Linked DNA regions of Homo sapiens: regions 1 and 2 are each linked to region 3. A link is a contact called in ENCODE Hi-C or POLR2A ChIA-PET data. All regions are on one chromosome and are shown on one strand. The core of a region is the stretch at or near the end of the contact, and the rest is flanking DNA. Distances in the headings are between cores, read along the strand shown.

Evidence for each region. A loop is a pair of places that touch in the nucleus more often than their neighbours do. ChIA-PET counts read pairs that join two places held with the same protein, here RNA polymerase II (POLR2A). Pooled maps may share reads with other maps.
Region 1: a map with no recorded cell type shows a loop between it and region 3 (9-fold over the local background). The contact joins the promoter of CCL3-AS1 here to the promoter of ZNHIT3 in region 3. A Hi-C loop is called at or near these places in 5 of 37 single-sample maps with no recorded cell type and 7 of 50 pooled maps. POLR2A ChIA-PET finds 5 or more read pairs at or near these places in 2 of 52 experiments (WTC11 and naive thymus-derived CD4-positive, alpha-beta T cell).
Region 2: a loop to region 3 is called in a map with no recorded cell type, with 6 times the contacts of the local background. The contact joins the promoter of CCL4L2 here to the promoter of ZNHIT3 in region 3. A Hi-C loop is called at or near these places in 3 of 37 single-sample maps with no recorded cell type and 3 of 50 pooled maps. POLR2A ChIA-PET finds 5 or more read pairs at or near these places in 1 of 52 experiments (WTC11).

The regions. Positions count from the first base shown.
Region 1 is chr17:36,072,144-36,076,624 of GRCh38, reverse strand. It overlaps CCL3-AS1 (CCL3 antisense RNA 1), which reads right to left and starts at 2,012. Exons shown (of 3, transcript NR_186417.1): 1 at 1,777-2,012.
Region 2 is chr17:36,208,065-36,212,312 of GRCh38, reverse strand. CCL4L2 (C-C motif chemokine ligand 4 like 2) reads right to left here and starts at 1,250. Exons shown (of 3, transcript NM_001291468.2): 1 at 1,096-1,250; 2 at 423-537. The coding sequence starts at 1,171.
Region 3 is chr17:36,483,614-36,488,216 of GRCh38, reverse strand. It overlaps ZNHIT3 (zinc finger HIT-type containing 3), which reads right to left and starts at 1,536. Exons shown (of 5, transcript NM_004773.4): 1 at 1,432-1,536; 2 at 1,251-1,282. The coding sequence starts at 1,517. LOC105371749 (a long non-coding RNA gene) reads left to right here and starts at 1,538. Exons shown (of 3, transcript XR_934710.4): 1 at 1,538-1,630. RefSeq lists an enhancer at 882-1,815.

The DNA.
Region 1 (4,481 bases), core at 763-3,262, 410 kb after region 3:
CGCTTGAGCCCAGAAGTTCTAGTCTGCAGTGAGCTGTGATCACACCACTGTACTCCAGCCTGGGTGACAGAGCAAGACCCTGTCTCTAAAAGAATTTTTTTTAATTTAAATGTTTAAAAGAGAGAGGGGAAAGAATTCTTTTAACTGCCTACAGATGTAGTCCCTGCCCCCACTGCTAGGTTATCCCTGCATCTTTTAAAAAAATATTGAAGTTATGGGCAATGCATGTATATTTCCCTCGGATAGATGGGCATTCCTGAGGGTCCTCTCTCTGCATAGTTTCTTAGGTGAGAGATCCCACCCTTGCCCAACATCTTTCACCTCTCTCTTCTGCTCACACCACTGGCAGCATACCCTGGGCCTTTGCTAGCCTGGAAGACACCATTGAGCATGTTACAAAAAAGCACCATGGAGCACACCTAGCCCTGTGTGAGTGCAAGACCTTACAGGTGATGGGCAGACTGGCTTTCAGCACCCTCTTGCCCACACATCCAGGGGCCTTTGTAGACAGCGGCCCTGAGACCACCCCATCAGCTACTGCTGTTAAGATCCTTGTAAGCTAAGCAGTGGATCTCCTATTGGTAGGATGAGCACTTTAAGACTCAAAGGGGTTACTATTAATAACTATGCTGGCACAACTGGCATAAACTGGGTCATTTCCCAGACAAAATGGGACATGTGATTCCCCCAACCTTTGCGGAGTGTCACTGGGAGGATGGCTCGAGCCCAGCTCCCTTCCACAGGATCACTCGGCCAATGGAAAGCTCATTCCATGTGGTGGGAGAGCAGCCTCCAGCAATCCTTTTCCCTGCTTTGGTTCCTATCTTCTGTTTTCTTCTCCCCTGCTCATTTTGGCTCAGGCAAATCATGAGGTTCACCATGTAAGCTGACATCCAACTGGAAAATGAGTTGCCTTGTTTGCAGGTACTTCCAGTTTGTACAAGTTACCCTCTGGAGACCCCTTCACTGGGCTTCAAGAGCAGTTAGAAGTAAAGACCTCTCCTTCACAAAGGTGGAACCCACTAGGCTGGCCACTTTCTTTCCTTTTCCTATGTCTACAATGCCCTGGAAGGATTGTCTGGCCCCAGTTGTTAGTGACTTAGTTTAGAATATAAAGTCTATAATGAAAACTTAGTCTCAGATTTGGGAACTAGCCATCATTTGTGGGGCAACAGGGTATATCCCGATCAAAATCTTTTTACAAAACCGGTAAAATAATTCAGGAAAGACCAGGCACAGTGGCTCACGCCTGTAATCCCAGCACTTTGGGAGGCCAAGGCGGGCAGATCACCTGAGATCAGGAGTTCGAGACCAGCCTGGCCAACATGGTGAAACCCCATCTCTACTAAAAATACAAAAATTAGCTGGGCGTGGTGGTGCGTGCCTGTAATCCCAGCTACTCAGGAGGCTGAGGCACAAGAATCACTTGAACCCAGGAGGCAGAGGTGGCAGTGAGCTGCGATCATGCCATTGCACTCCAGCCTGGGCGACAAGAACAAAAACTGTCTCAAAAAATAATAATAATAACAATAATAATTATTATTATACAGGAAAATACAGAATGGCAAAGGGGTATATTATTACTGCATTATTAATGTAAAAATTGAGTATAGTGTTGAATAAAGTGAGAAAATCCCTAAGACAACTGGCATATAACAGGAGAGTCTGAATTGAACCCCCAATTTGGGAAGAACATGCTTGATGTGATGTAATCACAGGCAGGGGATTGGTCATCTTCACATATAAAGACAGAATTAATATGAGAAAGTTACATACATTTGGTAGATACTAGTTGGGTTCCAAGGTCTTTCTCTCTTTCTTTCTCTTTTATCCTTACATGATTCTTCGGAAAAGCAACCCCTCTGGTAGTCTGTGTGGTTTTCAGCCCATCAACATTGCTTGTTATAGACATTGATCAGCTGAAACAAATCAGTAAATCCACTTCTCTGGCCACAAAGATGAATTAAGATACAGGTTGGCAAACTTGCTCTGTAAAGGACCAAATGGAAACTACTTCAGGTTTTGTGGGTCATACAGTGTCTTTCACAACTACTCAGCTCTGCTTTGTCGTATGAAAATATGATTCATTCCAGGTAAGGAGTCCTTGCTAGACTGTGGGCTGTAAACAATACAGAAACAAATAAACCCAACTGCATTCCAATAAAACTTTTTTATGGACACTAAAACTCCAATTTCATACAATTTTCATATTTCTCAAAATAATCTTCTTTTGGATGTTTTCAATGACTTAAAATGTAAAAACATCTTAGCTCGCAGGCCATACAAAAACAGGTAGTAGGTCAAATTGGGCCCAATGGCCATAGTTTGCTGGCCCCTGGGTTAAGAGATGGGCTCTTAATCCAAGCCAGCCAGACCAATAAAAGTGGAACTCAGGCTCTTGGCTCAAAATACGAGGATACAGACATTGTCTTCCCAATTTGCTCTGGAAGTTTCTGGAAGCTATTCTGCCAATAGAGTAACTAGGATGAATATAGTAACTTCTTTCTAGGATGAAGCTCTCAAATGCAGGGAGATCAGAAATTCAGAAAGACATGTATAGTCCATAGCGAAACAAGGACCACTGAATCAAGTTTTGCCTGAAACTAATTCTATTTCTTGAAGCTTCAGTTATGTGAACTAATAAGTTCCCTTTATCATTTAAGCCAGATTGAGTTATTTTTCTGACACTGTGACTTAAACCATCCCTAACTAACATAGACTGCAATGTTGTAAGTATGGGTCCCCAAACGTGGAACTGGCTGAAGGCAGTAGCTAAGGTCAAAGTCAGTGGGGATACCTCTAGTTACCAAAATTGCCGGTTACCCCCATGGCCTGTTATATATTCTAAGTCCATCTTCGAGCCAAAGTTTTATCAAAAACGAAAATTCAGGGTATTGGAGACTATTTCTTGCATCAGTCTTAGTAAGGCCCACTAAGAAAGAAATTAACTTACTTTGAAACTGATTCTTCTGATAGCAGAGAAGGGGAAAAAAAGTAGTTTTTTAAAGAAATGTACTTTCTGCTTGCTGCCTGAAAACCAAGCTAATTAAGAATCCTGTGATCTGGAGCTTGCAGGACTAGAAGAGCAGAATTTTCCAGTCCAAGCTAATGTTAATATAAGCAAAAATGAGGAGGTGAGAGATTAGGCAGGACAGGAAAGCAGGTCCCGAAGCAGCCAAATCCACCTCCTTCTCAGATCCCACATTGTAAATATTTATCTTGATGATAAAATGAATGTATTAGTCAGTTATCCAGAAAAACAGAAACAGTAGGCTATTTCTCTCTATAGATATAGATTGGATACCAATGTTGATATAGATATAAATACCGAGATATTTATTAGGGGAATTGGCTCCCACAATTACGGAAGCCAAGAAGTCCTGCCATCTGCAAGCTGGAGAACCAGGAAAGCCAGTGGTGTGATTTGGTCTGAAGGCCTGAGAACCAGGGCAGCCAAAGTTGTCAGTCCTGGTCCAAGTTCACAGACCTGAGAAGGGGTCAAGAAGGGTAGGTGATGGTACAAGTCCCTGTCTGAGTCTGAAGGCTCAAGAATCGGAAGCGTGGATGTCAGAGGGCAGGAGAAGATGGATGTCCCAGCTCAAACGCAGACAGCAAAGTCACCCTTCCTCAGCCTTTTTGTTCTATTTGGGACCTCAGTGAATTGGATGATGCCTGCCTGCATTGGTGAGGGCAGATCTTCTTTAGTCTTCTGATGCTAATCTCTTCTGGAACACCACACAGACACACTCAGAAATGATGTTTATCAGCTACCTGGGTATCCCTTAGCTTAGTCCAGTTGACGCGTAACATTAACCATCACAATGAACAGCTGTGCTCTTTGTGAAGGTGCAGCTGTATTCATCAGAGGCAGGGAGCTAAAGACGCTGACCTTCGCACTTGTTTCACCAGCAGGGGGCAATGTGGAGTCAATACAATGGGGGAGCCGGTGGGCGGCGGAAGGGATGACCACAGAGCTCCCAGTGCTGTGCTGGAAGAGACGTGTTAAAAACCCAGTTCTAGAAATAACTGTATCTGATAGATTTTCTGCTTATGATTAACCATCCAATGGAATGAACCAAAAATAACTAGATCAGATGCCTTCAAAAATTAGAACGGAGTTGCAGTGCCTCTGAAACCTTAATGCTGGTTAAAAACAGCCTGTGACCCCACACCAACAGTGGTTCTCAAACTTGGCTGTGCATTAACATCCCCTGGGGAGTTTTTAAATTACTGATGCCAGGCCCCCACATCAATCCAATTAAATTCATAACTTTGGAGGTGAGGACCTGGCATTAGAATTTTTAAAAGCTCTCCTAAGTGATTCTAATGTGAATTCAAGGTTGAGAAGCCGTGTTCCACACTTAAGCCAAAGCCCTGTTCTACACTTAAGCCAAAGCCCTGTTCTACACTTAAGCCAAAATCAACAGACATCTCCAACAGGAAACAGACACCTCTATAAGCAGTATTCCTTCTTCAGAGGG
Region 2 (4,248 bases), core at 1-2,500, 280 kb after region 3:
CTTCCACTCACTGGATTTAGCTGTGGGCCCCAGGGGTTGCCCAGATTAGGAACCAGTGGGCATTGCAATCAGTATGAATAGATTGCCCCATTCCCTGCCAGCCTGGTAGTGACTTTTCCACATGTTTTTCTAGCATGGTTTAAGGAATTGGTCCATATCTCACGGGACCTGTCTGCCTTCCCCTGCTTCCCTGTCCTCTGAATAACTTCCTCCCCAGGAACCCCCTTCTGTCTCGGCTGCCACTCAGCCGCCTTCAGCACTTGAAAAGTGAGTTCATGACCTGTGACCTCACTGCTGTCAGGGAAGGCTTCAGCCCTGAGAGCTGCCTCCCCAACGCTCATCACCCCCTCCCCAAAACAGGCCCCCTTTAAAAATCCAGCCCTCACCCTTGCCTCCCAGGGCAGCCAGGGGTTGATACTCACACCACAGCTGGCTGGGAGCAGAGGCTGCTGGTCTCATAGTAATCTACCACAAAGTTGCGAGGAAGCTTCCTCGCGGTGTAAGAAAAGCAGCAGGCGGTGGGAGGGTCTGAGCCCACTGAAAGGAAAGGCCAGGGTGAGATCAACACTGCCCATGGGAGCTGTTTATTTTGACTTCTAATTTTGCATCTTCATTGAGCATCCCTGTGGAGCTACCAGAACCCCAAATATGGTCCCTTGTATCCATTCCCACCTAACATGAGCAGGAGTCTTATTCTGAATAGTGGATCTTCAGAGAAGAACGAGAAAGAAATCTAGAAGATTGGAACTGGATTCAGTCTCAGAACACATCGCACTCCCTTCATATGACAGATGGGGAAACCAAGGCACAGAGAGGGACAGGGGCTTGCTTGAACAAATAATTAAAGGCAGAGCCAATTCAACAGTCTGACTTCCAGCCCATCGTTTTCCTCTGCTGGTTGCTAATTCTTAAGAAAATAGGAACTTGAATGTTACTGAATATCTACTAGACTCTACATTTAGCAGCAGACTACATGGCAATCTTCCTAGCTGCCTTTTGTCCCATCCCCAGATCCCACTGTTTGCCAGCCATGACTAGAAAAAAGGACTCTGCCTACACCTTGACTCGAAATAGCAGCTGCAAAAGTAGACTTACTTGGTGCTGAGAGTGCTAGAGAGCAGAAGGCAGCTACTAGCACGAGGAGAGACAGGACAGTCACGCAGAGCTTCATGGTATTGGTGGCAAAGAGGTTTTCTCAGAGGTGAGGCTGCAGAACTCAGAAGCTTCAGAACCTAGCTGTGTCCTGTGCTGATACTGAGTTGGGAATCTCTCTTTATAGGGACTCTGAGGCCTAGGACAAATGTGGGGGCACAGGAGAGTGAGTGGAATTTCCATGGTAGAGATGATGTCATGGCTCCTGAAGCTAGCTGAGTGAGGAGTTCCTCTCAGCTTCTCTTCCCCAGGGCGATGTCATCATAGAGGAAAGATGAGGGAGGTGCAGGCGAGAAGAAAAGGGAAGTGGTACAGCCAAAAGCAGTGACCGAGACTGGGGAGAGAGTTGCAAACCCCAGAGGAAAAGATGAAATGTTCACACCTGCTACAAGTGGCTTGTAGACAAGAACTGTGCTGCTCTTGGTGGTTGGCACCCCCAGATGCTGGAGGGTTCATGCCAGTCTTTCCAGGCTGGCCACAGTCCTGGCCCCAAGAACAAAGCGGGAACCAGGACTCCCCCATCCCCTTCCTGTGCCTTCTTCTGCTGAGCTCAGTGCCACTGACTTTTGTGCCCTATATGTTTCCTTGGGCATGAAGAGTCCAGCATTGGATGTGCGGAGGGACCCAGTAGGGTGGCTCAGGAACATTTGTAAGTTCTTATTGGACACTTACCTTGTACCAGGCACTGGGAAAGCTGTGTTACACATATTATATATAATCCTACCATAATCTTGAGCAGGGGTGTCTAATCTCATTTTACAGATAAGGCAATTGGGGATCAGAGAGTGGTCCACTGATGGCGCTCAATGCCACAGAGCTGATGAATGGCACTGCCAAGATTTGAATCAAGATTCGAATCAAGATTCATCTGACTCCAAAGTCCATTTTCTTTCCATGCTGTAGTCTCCAGAATAAACATAGAGTGTGACCACAAAGAGAAACCATTGACTGATAGACTGCTAGGAGCTATTCCACACTCAAAGACCGATTATACTCAGACTTAATTCAGGGAAGGGATAGGGCTAGTCTGTCCTAGGACAAGGAGGGAACGGAGAAGAAATAAAGATTTCAAGATATTTTCTTGGACCAGCAAAAGACCAGGACAAATTAACCAGTAAGAATCAAGTCTGGAAGACCCAGATAGAGAATGTTCTTCTAGTATAAAAACAGAATTGAGCTGGGTACAGGGCCTCACACCTGAAATCCCAGCACTTTGGGAGGTCAAGGCAGGCAGATTGCTTGAGCCCAGAAGTTTGAGACCAGCCTGGGGAACATGGTGAAACACTGTCTCTATAAAAAACACACATACAAAAAAAAAACTTGACTGGGAGTGGTGATACACACCTGTAGTCCCAGCTGCTCAGTAGGCTCAGGTGGGAAGATCACCTGAGCCCAGGAAAGTCCAGGCTGCAGTGAGTGGTGATTGTGCCACTGCACTCCAGCTTGTTTGACAGAATGAGACCCTGTCCCAAAAACAAAGCAAAGCAAAACAAAACAAAGCAAAACAAACCAAAACAAAACAAAACAGAATTATATACCTAGTAATGAGTTTATCTATGTTACAGGCAAAATGTGTAATCTAAGGATGTGGGTGTGTCCCAGCCAGTCCATAGGGAATGCCCATGCTCATGTTAAGCCCTGGCTGGTTTGACAGTTGCTGGGCACCTGTACAGAAGGTGAAGCTTACAAAGGCCCTGCATACAGGAGTGTGCAAGGTTGGACAAATGAAGGGAATGAGGATAATTGGATCAAGACCTCTATCTGCCTTTAGCTCCACTACTCTAACCCACCTGCTCACCTTTAACCCCACATTGTTACCTGCTCTTCTCTGAGAAAGAAAAAAGAAGAGTAAAAAAAGGGAGCCATGACTTCAAACTATACCACAGGGCTGCAGTAACCAAAACAGCATGGCTTTGGTACAAAAACAGACTCATAGACCAATAGAACAAAATAGAGAGCTCAGAAATAATGCTGCATACCTGCAGCCATCCGAACTTTGACAAAGTTAACAAAAACAAGCAACAGGGAAAGGACTTCCCAGTCAATAAATGGTACTGGGATAACTGGCTAGCTGTATGCAAAAGATTGAAACTGGACCCCTTCCTTACACCATCTGTAAAAATCAACTCACAATGGGTTGAAGACTTAAATGTAAAACCTAAAATATAAAACTATAAAAATATGATACCTGTAAGATAACCTAGACAATATGATTCTGGGCATAGGATCTGGCAGATATTTCATGATGAAGATGCCAAAAACAAATCACAACAAAACCAAAAACTGACAAATGGGATCTAATTAAACTAAAGAGCTTCTGCACAGCAAAAGAAATTATCAGCAGAGTAAAGAGATAACCTACAGAATGGGAGAAAATATTTACAAACTATGTATCTCACAAAGGTCTAATATCCAGAATCTATAGGGAATTTAAACACATGTACAAGCAAAAAACAAACAACTCCGTTAAAACGTGGGCATTGAACATAAACAGACACATTTCAAAAGAAGACGTACACGCGGCCAAGAAACATACAAAAAATGCTCAGCACCACTAATCATTAGAGAAATGCAAATTAAAACCACAATGAGATACCATCTCAAACCAGTCAGGATGGCTATTTTTAAAAAGTCAAAAAATAACAGATGTTGGTGAGGCTGTGGAGAAAAGGAACACTTATACACTGCTGGTGGGAATGTAAATTAGTTCAGCCATTGTGGGAAGCAGTTTGGCGATTTCTCAAAGAACTTAAAACAGAATTACCATTCAACCCAGCAATCCCATTATTGGGTATATACCCAAAGGAATATAAATCATTCTACCATAAAGACATGTGCACATGTATGTTCATCGCAACAGTATTCACAATAGCAAAGACATGGAATCAACCTAAATGCCCACTGATGGTAAACTGGATAAAAAAAATTTGGTATATATATATATATATATATAATGGAATACTTCTCAGTCATAAAAAAAAGAACAAGATCATGCCCTTTGCAGCAACATGGATGGAGCTGGAGGCCATTATCTTAAGCGAACTAACACAGGAACAGAAAACCAAATACTGCATGTTCTCACTTATAAGTGGAAGC
Region 3 (4,603 bases), core at 287-2,786:
AGGATGTTGGGTACAGTCTCATTGCTGAGATTCTAAAAGCTAAAAAAAAAAGTTCTATATATTGGTACAAGAGTGGAAATAAGCTGAAAGAATCTACATCAAGCTTTTTTTTTTTTTTTTTTTGAGACAGTCTTGCTGTCTCCCAGGCTGGAGTGCAGTGGTACGATCCTGGCTCACTGCAACCTCCTCCTCCCAGGCTCAAGCGATCTTCCCACCTCTGCTTCCTGAGTAGCTGGGACCACTGGCACAGGCCACCACGCCTGGCTTTGTTTGTTTATAGAGACGGGGTTTCGCTATGTTGCCCAGGCTGGTCTCAAACTCCTGAGCTCAAATGATCCGCCCGCCTCGGCCTCCCAAAGTGCTGGGATTACAGGCGTGACCCACCGCGCCCCACCTACATCAAACTTTTTTTTTTCTTTTTTTTTCCAGACTGAGTCTGGCTCTGTAGCCCAGGCTGGAGTGCAGTGGTGCGATTTCGGCTCACTACAACCTCCGCCTCCCGGGTTCAAGCGATTCTCCTGCCTCAGCCTCCTGAGTAGCTGGGATTACAGGCGCGCACCTCGCCCGCCTAATTTTTGTATTTTTAGTAGAGACGGAGTTTCACCATGTTGGCCAGGCTGGTCTCGAACTCCTGGGCTCAGGTGATCCACCCGCCTTGGCCTCTCAAAGTGCCGGGACCACAGGCGTGAGCCACCGCGCCCGGCCAGGTCACTTCTTTTTAACTGTACAAAAGTGTGTTCACATCATACACAGAACTTACTTGGTTCTTTTTTTCTCTTAACAAATCAAGGACGTCTCCTTGTATTGTACATGGACTTACCTCTTTGTTTCTAACAAGACATTATTTACACGAGTGAAAATACTGTTAAAGTTAGCGCAGTTTCAGCCAAATGGTGAGGGGCTACATCAGAATACTGAGGAAGAAACTGCTAGGGTAGACCTCGGTGGGAAAAGCAATCGGAAACTATTTCTAAGCAAAAAAGAGTAACACGCAGAAGGAGAAGCGGGGTAGAAGAAAGGCTACTGACCAAAACCCTGAGAGCGATTACAGGCAGGGACAACAGAGGGAACTGTCCGACACACAGAGACACCAGGGACCAAGTCAGAGGAAGCAAGGTTCCTGCAGAACCCGCGGAGACCCGAGGCGGGAAAGGAAGCGCAGCCCAAGGGTCCACGCCCCCAAGACGGAGGCTGGACGTGGGGGCTGCCCCGTGCGCAGTGGTACGAGGGCTGGCGGGGACGGGGCTCACCTTTGTGCTTCCGGAAGCAGACTACCGAGCAGCTGTAACAACAGAGGCCACAGGCCGCGTCAGCCCCGAGGGTCCCCGGCCCCTCCAGCAGCCCGCCCGCTCCCGCCCGGCCTCCCGGCCTCCCGCCCTCCCGCCATGGCCGGACACCCGCGCCCCTGGACCCCGCGACCTCCCCGCTCACTAGGGCACGCGGCAGGCTGGACAGCGGTATTTGGGCTTCTCCAAGCAGATCACGCAGACGACGGTGCTACATTTGAGCGACGCCATGGTTTTGTGGAAGGAGACTGTTCACTGCGCCGCCGCGCGCCTCTCACGCAGCCGCGCCCGCGTGCACGCCCCTTTTTCCGTTTCCTAAACGGGGACCAATCAGCGCTCAGCAGGTAGGCAAAAGCAATGGACTGATCCTGCTCACTGTTCCAGCCCTCGTACTTAGAGCGTCGATACACTCGATGCGCATCTATTAGCTGCGTCCCAGGTTTTCCTTGATTAGATCACAGCGTCGAAGAACTTGTTATGTAGCCCAGTCCCTGTCCCTATGCGGCCGTGTGGCTTGGAGCAAGCCATCGACACTGTCCAGGTGTGTTGCCCCGCATGTAAAAAAGAAAACAATACATGGAACTAAACGTCCTTTACTTTCTGGCTGGGACTTCCTGAATCTTGCAGGGACATTGGGGTTCATCCGCCCATCTCATCTGCTTATTCTTGGCAAAGGACAAGTCCAGACATTGGGCGAACCAGAATCGGTTGGATCACGCAGTAGACAGGAACCTGCCCTTCCCAACCTAGACCATTTTTCACTGGGGAAAGAAAGATGAGCCTGAACAGTGGCAAATGTTTGAGCTCCAACTGTGAGCCCTTCCGGGCTGGGGACCCCCCGGGGTCTTCTAATGAAGAAGTCGTCTCTGTCCCCTGGGAACTAAATGCTTAGAGTGAAAGTAGGACGGGGAAACGGGGAGGAAAGAGACTCACTCTTAGAGTCCTGCCGTCGCTACCCTGCACCTGCACGCCCCTGAGACTGAGTGCTTCTTAAATTTTGCACTCTAGGCTCCTCACACCTCCCCCTAGTCCCGGAAGCTAATTGACCAGGAAGCAGGCCAGTGACCACTAGTCCCAAGACGGGGATCCCAGGCAGATGAGTCTGGATAGATGGGCTATGATGGGACTTGAATGCCACCACAAACTTTAGGTTTAGAAAAAGTAATGTTTTTTGTTGTTTGTTTTTTAAGGAAATTTGCTTGCAGCTAGGCATGGCCCAGCCTTACCTTAGCTCCCATCCTACCTGCACTGGGCCCTCCCAGGGCCATAAATCACCCTTACTCCCAAGTGCCTCCTCTTCTGTGTTGGCCGTTCAGCCTTCAGGGTCCCTCTTCAATAAAGGTGTCTGCAGGGATGTATCTGCAACAACCGAGGCAGTGGTTTGAACCTTGGCTCAACCCCCTCCCTGGCTGTGTGACCTGGAGGGGTTGGTTACCCCCTCTGAGCTCCCTCATCTATTAAAGTGGATGTTTGGGCCTACTTTCCTGAGCTGTTGTAAAGCAGAGAGGAGACCATGTGCAAAAGTTTTGTAATCAGAAGTGCTACCTGATATCTAGAAAGAGTCTTAACTCTCATGGATCTCCGTCTGGACCGCATGAACATAGGTCCCAGGCCCCAAGCCATGCTCTCCAAAACAGTTCTGCCGCCTGCTTCTTGAGTGGGAGGTGAGTAATTATCCTTCCTTTGGGCGTGGCGACCCAGTCCAGTCCTCAGTGCTGAAGCTGCTGGGCCCTCTGGCCACCTGCCTGTCCTGCTTGCAGCTGCCCCAGCCTCCAACTTCTGCCCAGGACCCAGCTTAGAATCCAAAACGGGTCCACACAGGCCCAGTAACCCGCAGCGTTCCTCATATTGTTCAACAGTTGTACCACTGATGATTTGAACTTGAAGCATCCCAGAAAGTCCAAGCTTACCTGGGAAGGCCAGAGAAGGCCAGTGACTTGTCCAGGGCCATATTTAAATCCTGTGCCAAGTCGGGCATGGTCGCATCAGCCTGTAGTCCCAGCTACTTAGAAAGTTGAGGCTGGAGGCTCACTTGAGCCCAGGAGTTCAAGGCTGCAGTGAGCTATGATTGTGCCACTGCATTCCAGCCTGGATGACAGAGAGAGAGAGACCCCGTCTTAAAGACGAAAAATTTAGGCCAGGCGCAGTGGCTCACGCCTGTGATCCCAGCACTTTGGGAGGCCAAAGCAGGCAGATCACTTGAGGCCAGGAGTTCAAGACCAGCCTGGCTAACATAGCAAAACCCTGTCTGTACTAAAAATAGAAAAAATTAACTGGGTGTGGTGGTGCACGCCTGTAATCCCAACTACTAGAGAGGCTGAGGCACAAGAATCGCCGGAACTCTAGAGGCAGAGATTGTAGTGAGCCAAGATCATGCCACTGCACTCCAGCCTGGGCGACAGAGCAAGACTCTGTCTCTAAAAATTAAAAAAAAAAAAATTTAATTTAAAATCCTGTGCCCCACCAGGTAAGGTGGCTCACGCCAGTAATCCTAGCACTTTGGGAGGCCAAGGCGGGCACATGGCTTGAGCCCAGGAGTTCAAGACCAGCCTGGGCAACATGGCAAAAACCCATCTCTACCCAAAAAGATACAAAAATTAGCGGGGGGCAGTGGCTTGAGCCTGTAATCCCAGCTACTGGGGAGGCTGAGGTGGGAAAATCGCTTGAGCCCAGGAGGTGGAGGTTGCAGTGAGTGGAGATCACGCCACTGCACTCCGGCCTGGGTGACAGAGCAGGACCTTGTCTCAAAAGGAAGAGAGAGAGAGAAAAAAAAACAAAAGATCCTGTACACTGTCTGGCACGGGTAGAAATTTGCCCACTGTGGCGGACTCACCACTGTCTGCTTGATTTGTCCTGTGATGTGTGTACCAAGGCTGAGGCCAGAGACAATCCTAACCATTTTCAGGGGCTCAGTCCCTCCCACCTGCATACAAACCACGCTGACTCCCTATCTGCGAGTGGAGAGATGATGACTCCAGAAAAAAAAAAGAAAAAAGAAAATTCGGCCAGGCGCGGTGGCTCACGCCTGTAATCCCAGCACTTTGGGAGGCCAAGGCGGGCAGATCACGAGGTCAGGAGATCGAGACCATCCTGGCCAACATGGTGAAACCCCCGTCTCTACTAAAATACAAAAAATTAGCCAGGTGTGGTGGCACGCGCCTGCAGTCCCAGCTACTAGGGAGGCTGAGGCAGGGGAATCCCTTGAACCCGGGAAGCGGAGGTTGCAGTGAGCCCAGATCGCGCCACTGCACTCCAGCTTGGTGACAGAGCGAGACTCCATCTCAAAAGAAAAGAAAATTAAATTCCTGGAATCCTTC